Linked DNA regions of Homo sapiens: regions 1 and 2 are each linked to region 3. A link is a contact called in ENCODE Hi-C or POLR2A ChIA-PET data. All regions are on one chromosome and are shown on one strand. The core of a region is the stretch at or near the end of the contact, and the rest is flanking DNA. Distances in the headings are between cores, read along the strand shown.

Region 1 (4,594 bases), core at 389-2,888, 1.0 Mb after region 3:
GCAATCAGGTGAGCAGAGGGATGACTTAGAGTTCCATCCTTTGTTTGGAACCTGTGAAGATCAGTTGTCAATGTACATTGTTAGGGTAAAATTCAACAAAACTGTTTTAGGGTAAAGATCTTGGGTGCCCACGAAAAATTTCCTAGCGGGCAAATTGTGAGGGAGGTATGTAGCTTTTTAAATCTTCGTAGCTATTTTATTAAAGAAGAAAAGGCGAGGCAGTTTGCCCAACGCAGTTCCCAGCTTGACTTTTCCCTTTGGCTTAGTGATTTTGGAGTCCTGAGATTTATTTTCCTTTCACAGTTATGATGGTAAATTTTATATTTATTTTAAACCCTCCCCCCTCCCCAAAAGAGGGGGAAAAAGTAAAGAGGTATGGCAGAAGGGGAAGTCACAGAGATTGGAAGCGTCTTGCAGCACCTTTTTTTTTGAGATGGAGTCTCGCTCTGTTGCCAGGCTGGAGTGCAGTGGCGCAATCTCAGCTCACTGCAATTTCCGCCTCCCGGGTTCAAGCGATTCCCCTGCCTCAGCCTCCGAGTAGCTGGGACTATAGACACGTGCCACCACGTCTGGCTAACTTTTTGTATTTCAGTAGAGACGGGGCTTCACCATGTTGGCCAGGATGGTCTCGATCTCCTGACCTCGTGATCCACCTGCCTCGGTCTCCCAAAGGGCTGGGATTACAGGCGTCTTGCTGCATCTCGAAGCGTCTTCAGCGTGCTCTTGCTTGCTGGCTCTGATGATGGAGGTGTTCAAGCCATCGTGGAAGGAATGCAGTGGCCTCTAGGAGTGAGAATGACACCAGCCAACATCCAGCAAGAAGACGTGGACTTCAGTCCTAGGCCCATGGAGACAATTCTGTTAACATCCTGGATGAGCCTGGAAGTGGGCTTTCCCCAGAGTCTGCAGATAAGAGCCCACGGCAGCTGACATTTTGACTCTAGCCTCGTGAGGCCCTGAGACAGGAGGTTTCCTGCCCCGCAGGACTGAAAGATGATGAATGGGAGTTATTTTATATTTTCAGATTGTGGTAATTAGTCACTGTAGCAATAGAAAACGAATACAAGGTCTTTATGCATTAATGTTGAAAACACTTTTTATATACGTTGTAAATATTTTTTAAGTGTGTCATATGTTTTTAAACTTTTCCCTTAATGATATTGAATCCTCCTAATTTCACCATCAGAGGGTAAACTCCAGTTCCATTCTGGGGGGAGTCCTTTGCAGTCACCCCGTGTACTCAATACTCACATGCATCAGAATCACCCCGAATGCTTGTTAAAACACAGATTCCTGGGTCCTCCCCGCAGAGTTGCTGATTTAGTAGGTTTAAGGGCCCAAGAATTTGCATTTCTAAAATGTTTCCAGGTGATGCTGAAGCTTCTGGCCGGAAAGACATCCTTTGAGAACATATTTCCTCCCCAGCCCTCGGCCCTTAAGCCCCAGAACGCTGCCCCGCCCTGGGTGGAACGAAGCTGAGCTCCACCCTAGAGGGGCGGGGCCCTTTAGCTCCGCCCCACTCAGGAGAACCCCACCCCTCCCTCCCCGTTCTCATTGGCTGGGACTGCAGGGATCCCCTGCGCCACAGTGCCGTGCGCGCGTCAGCAAAAACGCCAGGGACGGGGTCTCCGCGCCTGCGCAGTGAAGCTGGGCGCCTTCGGGGCTTGAGCTTCTGAGGGTCGGGTCCAGCGCGTGGGCTGCTGGATGGCGGAACCCCAGGCGGAGTCGGAGCCCCTGCTGGGCGGGGCCCGCGGCGGTGGCGGCGACTGGCCGGCGGGGCTGACCACTTACCGCAGCATCCAAGTCGGCCCTGGTGAGCCGCCCGGACCTGGGGAGGGGACTGGCCCGGGAGACCAGGGTCGCGCGTGGGGGTCCCGCTGTCCCAGCACCCCGCTTTCTGCCGGGCGCGCCCCCACCAGGTTCGAGTCCGAGCGGGGCCCGGGCCGCGCCGGGTGCCAGGCGAGCCGGTGTTCTGAGGGCGAGTGGGCTGCGTCCTGCGGACCCGGACCGGGGTCAGGGCAGAGCTGGGGTCTCTTCCGTGTCGCGTCCTGATCCCGACCAGCTGGGCGAAGAGGCCCTCGCCCAGCCTTGGGCAGCCCCGAGGGAACCGGCCACCTGCGGCAGGCACCCTCCGTGTGCCCGGGCGGGCCCAGACCCCATACTTCCCGACTGTCGCCGTAATGAGGGTCGCCTAATTGACTCAGAGAAGGCAGCACTTTGATTTTTCCCGTTTCTTCTGGAAAAAGCAGAGGCTCACAGAGAGGCGTTACCCTACCCAAGGTCACACACCCAGTAAGTGGCCGAGGTGGGATTCGAACCAGTTGGGAGCTAGGAGTCCTTTCTTTGTAGGGTGCCTTTCCCCGTCCCACTTCCCGTGGGGCTGGGGCGGGCCCCCTAGACGGGGGCGGCTTCCTCTCCTTGCCCTCTGCCACCCCAGAGTCCCCTCTGCACTCCCTCCTGCCCTTCCCGTTTTTTGTCCTGGTCTGAAGATTGCTGAATCCGCCCCCCGAGGGTGGGGTGCGTCCGCCCCTCGCTGACACCAGGGGAATGAGATTCTGGATTAAGAGGTGGAAGGACCTTAGCTTCACTTCACAGATGAGGAAACTGAGGCCCAGAGAGGCCCTGAGACCTGCCCAAGGTCACAGCCCTCTGTTCTGGTGCGGCTGCTGCTCGAACCACTCTGAGAATTCACACCTGGCTCCTTCCCTCTCTGGCCTCTCTTTCCTTCTTTCCTCCTCTGTCTGGAAGGAACTGGGTTGGAATCCTGGTGCCCACCCACTGGTCTGTGGCATGTGCCCATCCATGGAGTAATGAGGGGCCAAGGAGGGGACCCTGACGAGAGATGAAAAACCAGAGGCCAAGGTGGCCACCCTGTCTGCTCACCTCAGAAGCTGCCTCCAGGAAGTTCTTCAGGTGCTTCCTGGGACCAGTCAGGAAGGAGATCTGCAGGGAGCAGCTCTGGCAGGCCCCTTGATGAGACGCCCAGCATATGGCACCGTTCAGGGAACACAGACTTTGTGTCTAGGGGTCTGGGCGCCTTTCTGGGGCTGCACTGGCTGTGTGACCTTGGCAGGTTGCTTAACCTTTCTGTTTCTTTTTTGAGATGGAGTATCACTCTGTCACCCAGGCTGGAGTGCAGTGGCGTGATCTCGGCTCACTGCAGCCTCTACCTCTGCTGGGTTGAAGCGATTCTCCCGCCTCAGCCTCCCAAGTAGCTGGGACTGCAGGCGCCCGCCACCACACTTGGCTAATTTTTGTATTTTTAGTAGAGATGGGGTTTCACTGTGTTGGCCAGGGTGGTCTCAAACTCCTGACCTCGGGTGATCTGCCTGCCTCGGCCTCCCAAAGTGGTGGGATTACAGGCGTGAGCCACTGTGCCTGGCCATGCTTCACCTTTCCGAATCTCAGTAAAAGGGAGATAATACTAAGGACTGCCTGGCGGGCATTGTGAGGATTCAGAGAGAATCCAGAGTTTGTCCTCAGCACAGGGCCCGGCGGGCTGGTGTGGGGGCCAGTGGCCGTCCTGGGTAAGCTCTGTGATCATTGCAGGTCCTCCCTGGCAGGTGAGACCCGCTCTGCTGGGCAGTGTGGCTGACAAGAGGAGGCTCTCGGGGAGCGCTCTTTGTCCCTATGCTGTGGCCTCAGCCAGGGCTTCTGAGAACGTGGACAGGACGCTCTGTGTTCTGAATCCCCTTGGCCAGGGTCCCCAGCAAGGACTGGCAGACTATGGAGCCATGGAGACTCCGAAAGGCTCATTCAGTCTCTGTGCTGAGGCCTGTGCCAGGCTTTGAAATGAAGGCCCTGTGCTCTGGTTTGCAAGTCCTGTGGTTGGTCTCTTGCCAACGGGTTGTGGTGAGGGCTGCTGCTGTGGGTGCCCCAAGGACCCCAGTGGACCCTGCTGTTGGGTCGTTTTGACTTGGCCCCACCTGATGGGGCCGGGGTCAAAGGTTGAGAACAGTTGTTTTCTCTTGTTGCTGGGTCAGAAAAATCACACTTTTACTGGTTATCAAACAAGTCAGAGGACAAGGGATTGCGATGCTGTAGAGGCTTTCAGAGTAACTGAATGCTTATGAAGGGCTCACTTAGCAAAGTACTCTGGCTATAGTAAGTCATTCAGTCTGTACTTAGCTCCTATTGGGTGGGGGTCCATGAGGACCTGGAGCACCTAGAGGTTAAGGGACTTGCCCAGGGTCACAGAGGATGATGGTCAGGACCCTACACAGGTTGTGCAGCCTGGAGCCTGGAGCAACAGGGGAGCGGGAGCTCAGACCTGGATGTTGCGGGGCAGAGGCTTGGATTAGGAAGCCGTGTCGAGGCCTGGTGTGCCGGATGCAGCATCTCAGCCCCTGCTGTCCTCTGTGCCTTGCAGAACCCTTCAGCCCCAGTGGGTGATGGTGTGTGGAAAGGTGATTGTCCCCCAGGGTGATGAGCTCAGGGCGGGGCGAGCTGTCCCAAGGGAGTCCCTGGACTCACAAATTGGGGGATGGTGCTCCTGGCAGAAGCAGCAGCCTGAGTAAAGGGTTGGAGGCTTTGGAGAGCATGGCCTTGGCAGAGCCCAGTTCGGAATGAGTGGCACTGAGGGTTGAAAGGCAGG
Region 2 (4,904 bases), core at 888-3,387, 1.1 Mb before region 3:
CTTCCACCTTCCTCAGCCTTCCTCTTCCAGTTCTAATTGCTTGAAACCTCTGTAACTGGCCAGGCATGATGGCTCATGCCTATAATCCCAGCACTTTGGGAGGTCGAGGTGGGCGGATCACCTGAGGTCAGGAGTTCAAGACCAGCCTGGCCAACATGGTGAAACCCCATCTCTACTAAAAATACAAAAAATAGCCAGGTGTGGTGGCATGCGCCTGTAATCCCAGCTACTCAGGATGCTGAGGCAGGAGAATCGCTTGAACTCGGGAGGCGGAGGTTGTGGTGAGCTGAGATCACACCGCTGCACTCCAGCCTGGGCGACAAGAGCGAAACTCCATCTCAAAAAACAAAAACAAAAAAACCTCTTTAACAAAACCTCTCCAGAATAAAACTTTCTAGCTGCTGAAATCCAATCACTGTTTCTCCACTGCAGCGGCATCAAAAAGAGGTCCACAACTCACCTCCTCCACGAAGCCTTCCCAAGCCCATCCCCTTCCAGGCCATTTCTCCTCTCTCTCGCTTTAGTGTGTGGTTTGCTGTGATTTACTGGCCTCTACTGAACTTCCTCTTCCATGTCCTCCTAGGGCCAATACCTCACCCACTAGGCTCTCTACAAACATCTGCAGCAGGCTGCCTTGCTGCTTAGGTTTTGTTTATTTTCTCTCTCCCCCAATGGGTTTGTCAGCAGTTGCAGGACAAGGATTGACCTCATCGCCCACGCTGTCTCTCGGCCCAGTGTAGGGATAGGAACACTGTAGGTGTGCAAAAGAATGTGATTAAGAGTTCAACAGTTAAGGAGAGCCTGCAGGCAGGAAGCTGTAGCTGCAAGTGAGAGAAATGCTGAGCACATCCACCCCCAGCACAAGTGTTTGCATCACATACAGGGAAAGGGTGCCTTGGGGGAGGCCAGCCAGGGCTGATGGTGGCAGTGGGTACGGGAGCAATAGGGAGGCAGATGGCAGGCACTCTGGAGGTTCTGGTTGTCATCAGCAAGTGTTGGTACTTCTCTGAGCCTGTTTTCTCAGCTGGAGAACGGGTAAGGAGCCCAGGCCTACCTCTTCTCACAAAATAAAGACACAATCTGATTTTTTAGAATTTCAGACGAGGCACGCCTGTAATCTCAGCACTTTGGGAAGCCAGGGCAGGCCGCTCGCTTGAGCGTAGGAGTTCGAGACCAGCCTGGGCAACATGACGGAACCTCGTCTCTACCAAAAAATACAAAAATTAGCTAGGCGTGGTGGCGCCCGCCTGTAGTCCCAGCACTGGGGGACTGTGGCAGGAGGGTCGCTTGAGCCCGGGAGGTCGAGACTGCAGTGAGCCGAGATCGCGCCACTGCACTCCAGCCTGGGTGGGTGACAGCAAGACCCTGTCTAAAAAAGAAAAGAAAACAAAAGAATCTCAAAGTTGCCAGGGACCTAGGGACTTGGCTTCCGACTCTGATGCGCTTTGTAAACTACTAAAAGCTGGAGAAATAAGGGGCTGAGCCCAGCCCCACCTCCTGAATGAGCGGCCTTGGGCGAATCACTGCGTCTGGGCGCCTGGAGCTTCCCCGTCTGAAACAAAGTAGAGGATCCTACGGGAGGCGGAGTGCGAGAGCAAGGAACAAGGAAAGCCCTCGCCTTACACGCCGCGGCTTCCTGCAGAGCTGAGCCACATCCAGTACGATGGGGACAACTTGGGCTCCCGATCCTGACAGACTTGGGTTCGAACCCTCAGGGACCTCGCGCGAGGCGCTTTAGTCAGTTTCTCCATCTGCAAAATGGGCCCGAGAGCAAGAATGAGGCAGCCCGCAGGCGGACGCTGCGGAGGGGCGCTCGGGGGCTGCAGCCGGGGGCGGGTCCGGGGGCGGGTCCAGCCGGCCGAGCCCCCGCGCGAGGGGGAGGGGCGCCGTCCGCTGCGTCGCGTCGCGCACCGCGCACAGCCCGTCGCTGTCTCCTCCAGCCGTCACTCGCGGAGCCCGCGCCGCCTTTGCGCGCGCGACCCTTACATAAGCGTCCCTCGCAGCGGTGCCGGCGCACGTCCACCCGCTCCGACCCGCCGCGGGAAGAGGACCGTGCGGAGCGCGGCGGACACTCACCTCCTCGCCGTCGCCAGTCCTCGCCGCCGCCTCTACCGCTGCTGCCTCCACTGACAGAGAACAGCTGCGGTCTCCGTGCAACCGAACTTGCTGCAGTCCCGGCCCCGCCTTACGGACTTCCTATTGGCCCAGACAGCCCAACCCCTCCCGTTATTGGGCAGTGTTCTCCGTCACTCCTCGCCCCTAGGCTCTGGACTCCTCCCTGTGCCCGCCTGTCCGTCACGTTTAAGCCTTGGCGCCCCACGTCAGCCCCGCCCCTCCCGTCCCCGGCGAGCGCCTGGATAAGTGGCGAGGCTGGGAGAGCCCGCCCCTGGCGCACCACCGCCTACTCCCTTGTCTCCGGAGCCTCACGTGGGCCGCCGGACCCTAGCCGACGCCCGCAATAGGCGGAAGTGGCCGGGCTGTGGCTCGCAGTTATTGGCTGTCGGCGGGGGTGGGGACGTTCGATTCATTCACCCGAGTAGCACGTGTCTCCCGAAGCTGCAAGCACAACAGTTCGCACTGGGGCTCAGGCATCCCGGCTAGACGCAGATACGCGCTGGCTAGCGGAGAAGAGGTCGCAGGAAAAGCTAACGTTAGCGAAGGGCAGGAGGAAGGAGAAGGCGCTTGTGCCACACGGGTTACATGACTATGTCCTTTAACAGCTGCGTAGATGATGATGGGGGTCTACAGTACGTCTGTGTGACCTTGGGCAAGCAACTTAACCTCTGAGTCTCGGTTTTGTCATCTGCAGAGCGAAGCTACTCAGGACCTAGGGGGTTTGGAAGCCTTGTTTGAGACACAAGACACTTGACAAGACCCAAGACACTTGTCAAAGAGGAAAGCTTTGACAAGTGGAACAAGTGACTGAGGCATAAGTCTCTGTCATCGAGGCTTATTAATCCAGTTTGAGGGCGTGCTCGGGAAAAACACGAACCACAGACACATCCGTGGTTGTTTTTCCGAAGAGGTTTTCGGGAGGTTTAGTATTTATGCATTTCCTTAAAGGGGGAATGAGGGGAAGGCATGTAGGAAGAAGGGCAAGTAGGCGATTAGGACAATAGTTACATTCCTATGGGACTTTAGCTAATGCCCGGTAAATCTACGTAAGATGAGATGAATGTCTGAAGAGAAAAAGAGAGTAAAGGAAGAGTCAGTTATGCAGATGTCTCTGAGTAGGTAGTTTTGACTTTGTTCTGCACCTGGGAAAATAAGCTTGTAATGACATTCTTATTGTGGAATTTTTAGGAGCTAGACTTAGATTGTAGACCTGAAGCTACAATTGACCTGTCCTTGTTTATGGGAGGCCAGCAAGAATTTACTTGTGAATGATCTGTGGGGGCAGCCCTTCCCAAATGCCTGAGGTTTTTACCTTTCCGTGTGGATATGGCTGATGCCTAATGCTAGTAACAGCTATTCTTTTGGAAGAGGGTGTTGCAGTGACTCAGCTTCAAGGCTTAATCTTCACTTTCGCATGAATTGGGGCGCTGGGGGGGGGTCCCGAGATTTTTACTTTCATTCACCGCTGCGTAAACTGGGGTCTGTGCCAACCAGGGGATAAGGGAGTGACCAAACAAACCAAAATCCTGCCTTCAAAGGAGAGCAGACAGATTAATATATATATATATATATATATTTTTTTTTTTTTTTTTTTGAGACGGAGTCTCGCTCTGTCGCCCAGGCCGGACTGCGGACTGCAGTGGCGCAATCTCGGCTCACTGCAAGCTCCGCTTCCCGGGTTCACGCCATTCTCCTGCCTCAGCCTCCTGAGTAGCTGGGACTACAGGCGCCCGCCACCGCGCCCGGCTAATTTTTTGTATTTTTAGTAGAGACGGGGTTTCACCTTGTTAGCCAGGATGGTCTCGATCTCCTGACCTCATGATCCACCCGCCTCGGCCTCCCAAAGTGCTGGGATTATAGGCGTGAGCCACCGCGCCCGGCCCAGATTAATACATAGTACATCAGATGGTGATAAGGGCAAAGAGAAAAAATAACCTGCTTCCAAAAAGGAGAATCAAAGACTATGAGAACATCTTGCTAACTAGAAATTGTTTATTGAGCCTGGAGAGATCTGACTCTTCTCTCAGACTTCTTGTATAAGTAGTTTCTCACTCCAACTTCCCTGTCATTCCTTCTACCCGTCCTGAAGAACTCCAACCTTGGGTTGGATCCGACACAGCTATTTTAGTAACAGAACAAGGATTAAGATCCCAGTTCACCTTTGGGAGGCTGAGTAGGGAGGAATACTTGAGCCCAGGAATTTGAGACCAGCATTGGCAACACACTAAGACCTCATCTCTGTCTTTTAAAAATTAAAAAATGGGGCCGGGCTCCGTGGCTCACACTTGTAATCCCAGCACTTTGGGAGGCCGAGGCAGCAGATCACAAGGTCAGGAGTTCAAGACCAGCCTGGCCAATATGGTGAAACCTCGTCTCTACTAAAAAAGTACAAAAATTAGCCGGGTGTGGTGGCAGTCACCTGTAGTCCCAGCTACTGGGGAGGCTGAGGCAAGAGAATCGCTTGAACCCGGGAGGCGGAGGTTGCAGTGAGCCGAGATCATGCCACTGCACTCCAGCCTGGGTGACAGAGCGAGACTCCATCTCAAAAAAAAAAAAAAATTAAAAAATGGGCTGGGCACGGTGGCTCACGCCTGTAATCCCAGCACTTTGGGAGGCTGAGGTGGGTGGATCATCTGAAGTCAGGAGTTCAGGACCAGCCTGATAAACATGGTGAAACCCCCTCTCTATTAAAAATACAAAAATTAACTGGGTATGGTGGTGGGCACCTGTAATCCCAGCTACTCGGGAGGCTGAGACAGGAAAATTGGTTGCAGTGAGCTGAGATTGCG
Region 3 (2,914 bases), core at 1-2,500:
ACTTTAGTCGGGAAGAGGGACAGGGGTGGACCTGAGTTTCGTCTCCTGTCTCTCTGGCTGATGTCACCTGAATAAAGCCTTCTTCCCTGGCAATACTTACATCTCAGTGATTTGCTTTCTGTGCATCTAGCAACAGGACTCTGGACCAAGGCCCTGGCGTTGGGTAACAATTCTGTAATGCTGCAGGACTTCCCCAATCCACGCAGGAATCCCCGCAGGCATCCACGCAGGAATCACCTGATGAAGGGCCAGGGTCAGGTGTGGGCCACCATCCCAAGACCTCCCTTCTCTCTAGGGCCAGCCCCTCTCCTCTGAGCACCTGCTGACCAGCCCAAAGCCCTCTCCACTCCTCAGCTTGAACTCCCCCAGGGTCTCCCTGTGGCCCACAGGTCCTTTGGAGGCTCGGGCATCTGCATGCAAATCCCAAACCACTGTCCCCTTTGCACACACTGAGCCTGCCCTTGTCCTCGTCCTGGTCTACCATGCGTGTCCTCCCTCTGCACGGGCATGGGACATGCCCTCTGCCTCCTTCCTGTCCTGGCCTGCCCAACTCCTACCTACCCTCAGCGCAGATCCTCCCAACACACACATGCAGGCAGCCTCGGGGCCTCTGCGGGTCCCTCTACCACAGCATTCCCGGGGAAAGGCCCGGCGTGGTGGCTCACGCCTGTAATCCCAGCACTTTGGCAGGCCGAGGCAGGAGGATCGCCTGAGTCCAGGAGTTCCAGACCAGCCTGGGCAACATGGCGAGACCCCGTCTCTACAAAAAATACAAAAATTAGCCGAGCCTGGTGGTGGCAGGCGACTGTGGTTCCAGCTGCTCGGGAGGCTGAGAAGTGAGGATCACCCGAGCCTGGGAGGTCGAGGCTGCAGTGAGCCGAGATCGCACCACTGCATTCCAGCCTGAGCCACAGAGCCAGATTGTCTCAAAAAAAGAAAAAAAAAAAAAAAAAAAAAAAAATTCGCTGGTAGGAAACATAGGCTGGTTGAGTACGGGAGTCATACAGATCAGGTGGATCAGGCGGCCGCACACCGCAGCTCTACGGCCCGGGAACGTTACTAAATACTCCCATGCCTCAGCTTCCCGCCTTAACGTGGTAACACGTTACTGTAGTTTCTCCACGCAGAGCTGCTGTGAGGATTAAAAGAGGCCGCGTGAGTTGAGCATCTCGTCGCCATTACCGTCATCACACGCCCCCCACCCAACCCGGCGGGCCCACCCTCTGCACCCACGGCGAAAGCACTCTTTCTAAACCACGCCCCGGATGTCCCGCCTCCAGCGGCTCGGAGGTCTTCACTTATTGGCCTCCCCAAACCAACATGGCGGCCCCCTACAAACTTCAAGCGCCGGTCTCTCCTAGCCAATCAAAAGAAAGATATTTCTGAATCCCGCCTCTTTCAGCAGCCTTGCTGGCCAATCAGACCACACCATGAAGCATCAATACAGAAAAGGGGGAACCCGCTGGCCCAATGGCAGCGTCCTACAGTGTAGCCTCCGCCTCCCGATTGACTGGCCTGCTTGGCAAGGCAAGTAGCGGCGGCGCTTCAAGGTGGGTGTTCACGTTTTGGCCGTGAAAGTCGGGCTTGGGCAGCGTGGCGTCGGGGGCGAGTGTGGTGTCCCCGTTGGCGCCGCCAGCTCTGCGCCTGGGCTTCCCCTCGGCTCACTCAGGATCCGCGGCCTCCGTGTCCTTCAGGTGCAGCGGGGAGCCGGCTCTCAGGGCGCATGCGCCGCCCGCTCTGCGCCACCGGCCTAGTTAGGGTCGGAGATCACTGGGAAGGTGGGGAAGGTGCTGGGTTGGGTCCCTGGAACTGCAGTCAGTGATCCAAAGGAGTGGGCCTGTTAGGGGGTTCACAGGTCGTGGGATGAGCTCTTATGAGCGCCGGCTAAGTGCCGGGCTCTGGGGTGCCCTTGGCATGTACGGGCTCCCCTAATTCCCAAGACCAACCGCCCCCAACCCACTTCATAGGTGAGAAGACGGAGGTCAGGTCACATCATCTGCCCAAGGTCACGCGGCAGGCTGGGGGACAGTTCCAGGAGGGCCTTGAAGCTGGGGAAAGGAATGTGGTACCGAGGACTGTTCAGGCCTTGAAGAGTTTCCAGCAGGGCAGGGCTGGGTTCCGATCCTCGGCCCACCTCCTTATCGTGTGACTTCCGACAAGTCACTTTTTTATCTTTTTTTTGAGACAAGGTCTCACTCTGTCGCCCAGGTTGGAGGGCAGTGGTGCAGTCTGGGCTCACTGCAACTTCTGCCTCCTGGGTTCAAGCGATTCTCCTACCTCAACCTCCCGAGTAGCTGGGATTATAAGTGCCCACCACCACACCTGGCTAATTTCTGTATTTTTTGGTAGGGACGGGGTTCCACCATGTTAGCCAGGCTGGTCTCAAACTCCTGACCTCAGGTGATCCACCTGCCTCAGCCTCCCAAAGTGCTGGGATTACAGGCGTGAGCCACCACACCCAGCCCTAGCGAGTCACTCAACAAACTGAGTCCCAGCGCCTTATTTGTGCCTCCCTCGTGGAGTCCTTGTAAGGATAGGATGGCAGCGCTTTCCACCCCTGGGCACGGTTCCTGGGGGAGGAGAGCTAACAAAGTTCGCTCTCAGTGCATGCTGGCGGGGGCTGGTAATGTTGTTTTTGGTTAGATTTGGGGAGGATGAAGGGAGGAGCAGAAAGGTGGGAAACAGGATCTCTGGGAGGGAGAAAGGAAGGATGGATTTAAAAGGTTTCTTAGGTGAGGCAGAACTTGGGGTCCACAGAAACTGAATTGTAGCTCAGCCAAGCTGAATCAGATGGAAAGCTGGGAGGCGCTGGGAACAGGAAAGCCATCTGTGCCTCTGACAGCAATGGGGTGCGAGTAGAGGGCAAAGTGACACATGTCAGTGGAGACTTGGGATCCTTGCGGTGCCAGTCTCA

The links. A loop is a pair of places that touch in the nucleus more often than their neighbours do. ChIA-PET counts read pairs that join two places held with the same protein, here RNA polymerase II (POLR2A). Pooled maps may share reads with other maps.
Region 1: a map of naive thymus-derived CD4-positive, alpha-beta T cell shows a loop between it and region 3 (26-fold over the local background). The contact joins the promoter of TPCN2 here to the promoter of GLTC1 in region 3. A Hi-C loop is called at or near these places in 1 of 168 maps with a recorded cell type or tissue (naive thymus-derived CD4-positive, alpha-beta T cell) and 7 of 50 pooled maps. POLR2A ChIA-PET finds 5 or more read pairs at or near these places in 2 of 52 experiments (BJ and OCI-LY7).
Region 2: a loop to region 3 is called in a pooled map, with 22 times the contacts of the local background. The contact joins the promoter of PC here to the promoter of GLTC1 in region 3. A Hi-C loop is called at or near these places in 8 of 50 pooled maps.

Annotation. Positions count from the first base shown.
Region 1 is chr11:69,047,294-69,051,887 of GRCh38, forward strand. It overlaps TPCN2 (two pore segment channel 2), which reads left to right and starts at 1,639. Exons shown (of 25, transcript NM_139075.4): 1 at 1,639-1,813. The coding sequence starts at 1,705. RefSeq lists silencers at 1,377-1,596, 1,717-1,886, 1,967-2,066 and an enhancer at 4,043-4,594.
Region 2 is chr11:66,956,246-66,961,149 of GRCh38, forward strand. PC (pyruvate carboxylase) reads right to left here and starts at 2,138. Exons shown (of 23, transcript NM_001040716.2): 1 at 2,077-2,138. RefSeq lists enhancers at 553-932, 2,096-2,145 and silencers at 1,796-1,895, 2,216-2,575.
Region 3 is chr11:68,029,184-68,032,097 of GRCh38, forward strand. GLTC1 (glycolysis associated regulator of LDHA post-transcriptional modification 1) reads right to left here and starts at 1,251. Exons shown (of 4, transcript NR_197583.1): 1 at 1,110-1,251; 2 at 101-237. ALDH3B1 (aldehyde dehydrogenase 3 family member B1) reads left to right here. Exons shown (of 10, transcript NM_000694.4): 10 at 1-93. It overlaps NDUFS8 (NADH:ubiquinone oxidoreductase core subunit S8), which reads left to right and starts at 1,498. Exons shown (of 7, transcript NM_002496.4): 1 at 1,498-1,550. RefSeq lists enhancers at 1,239-1,533, 1,525-1,704.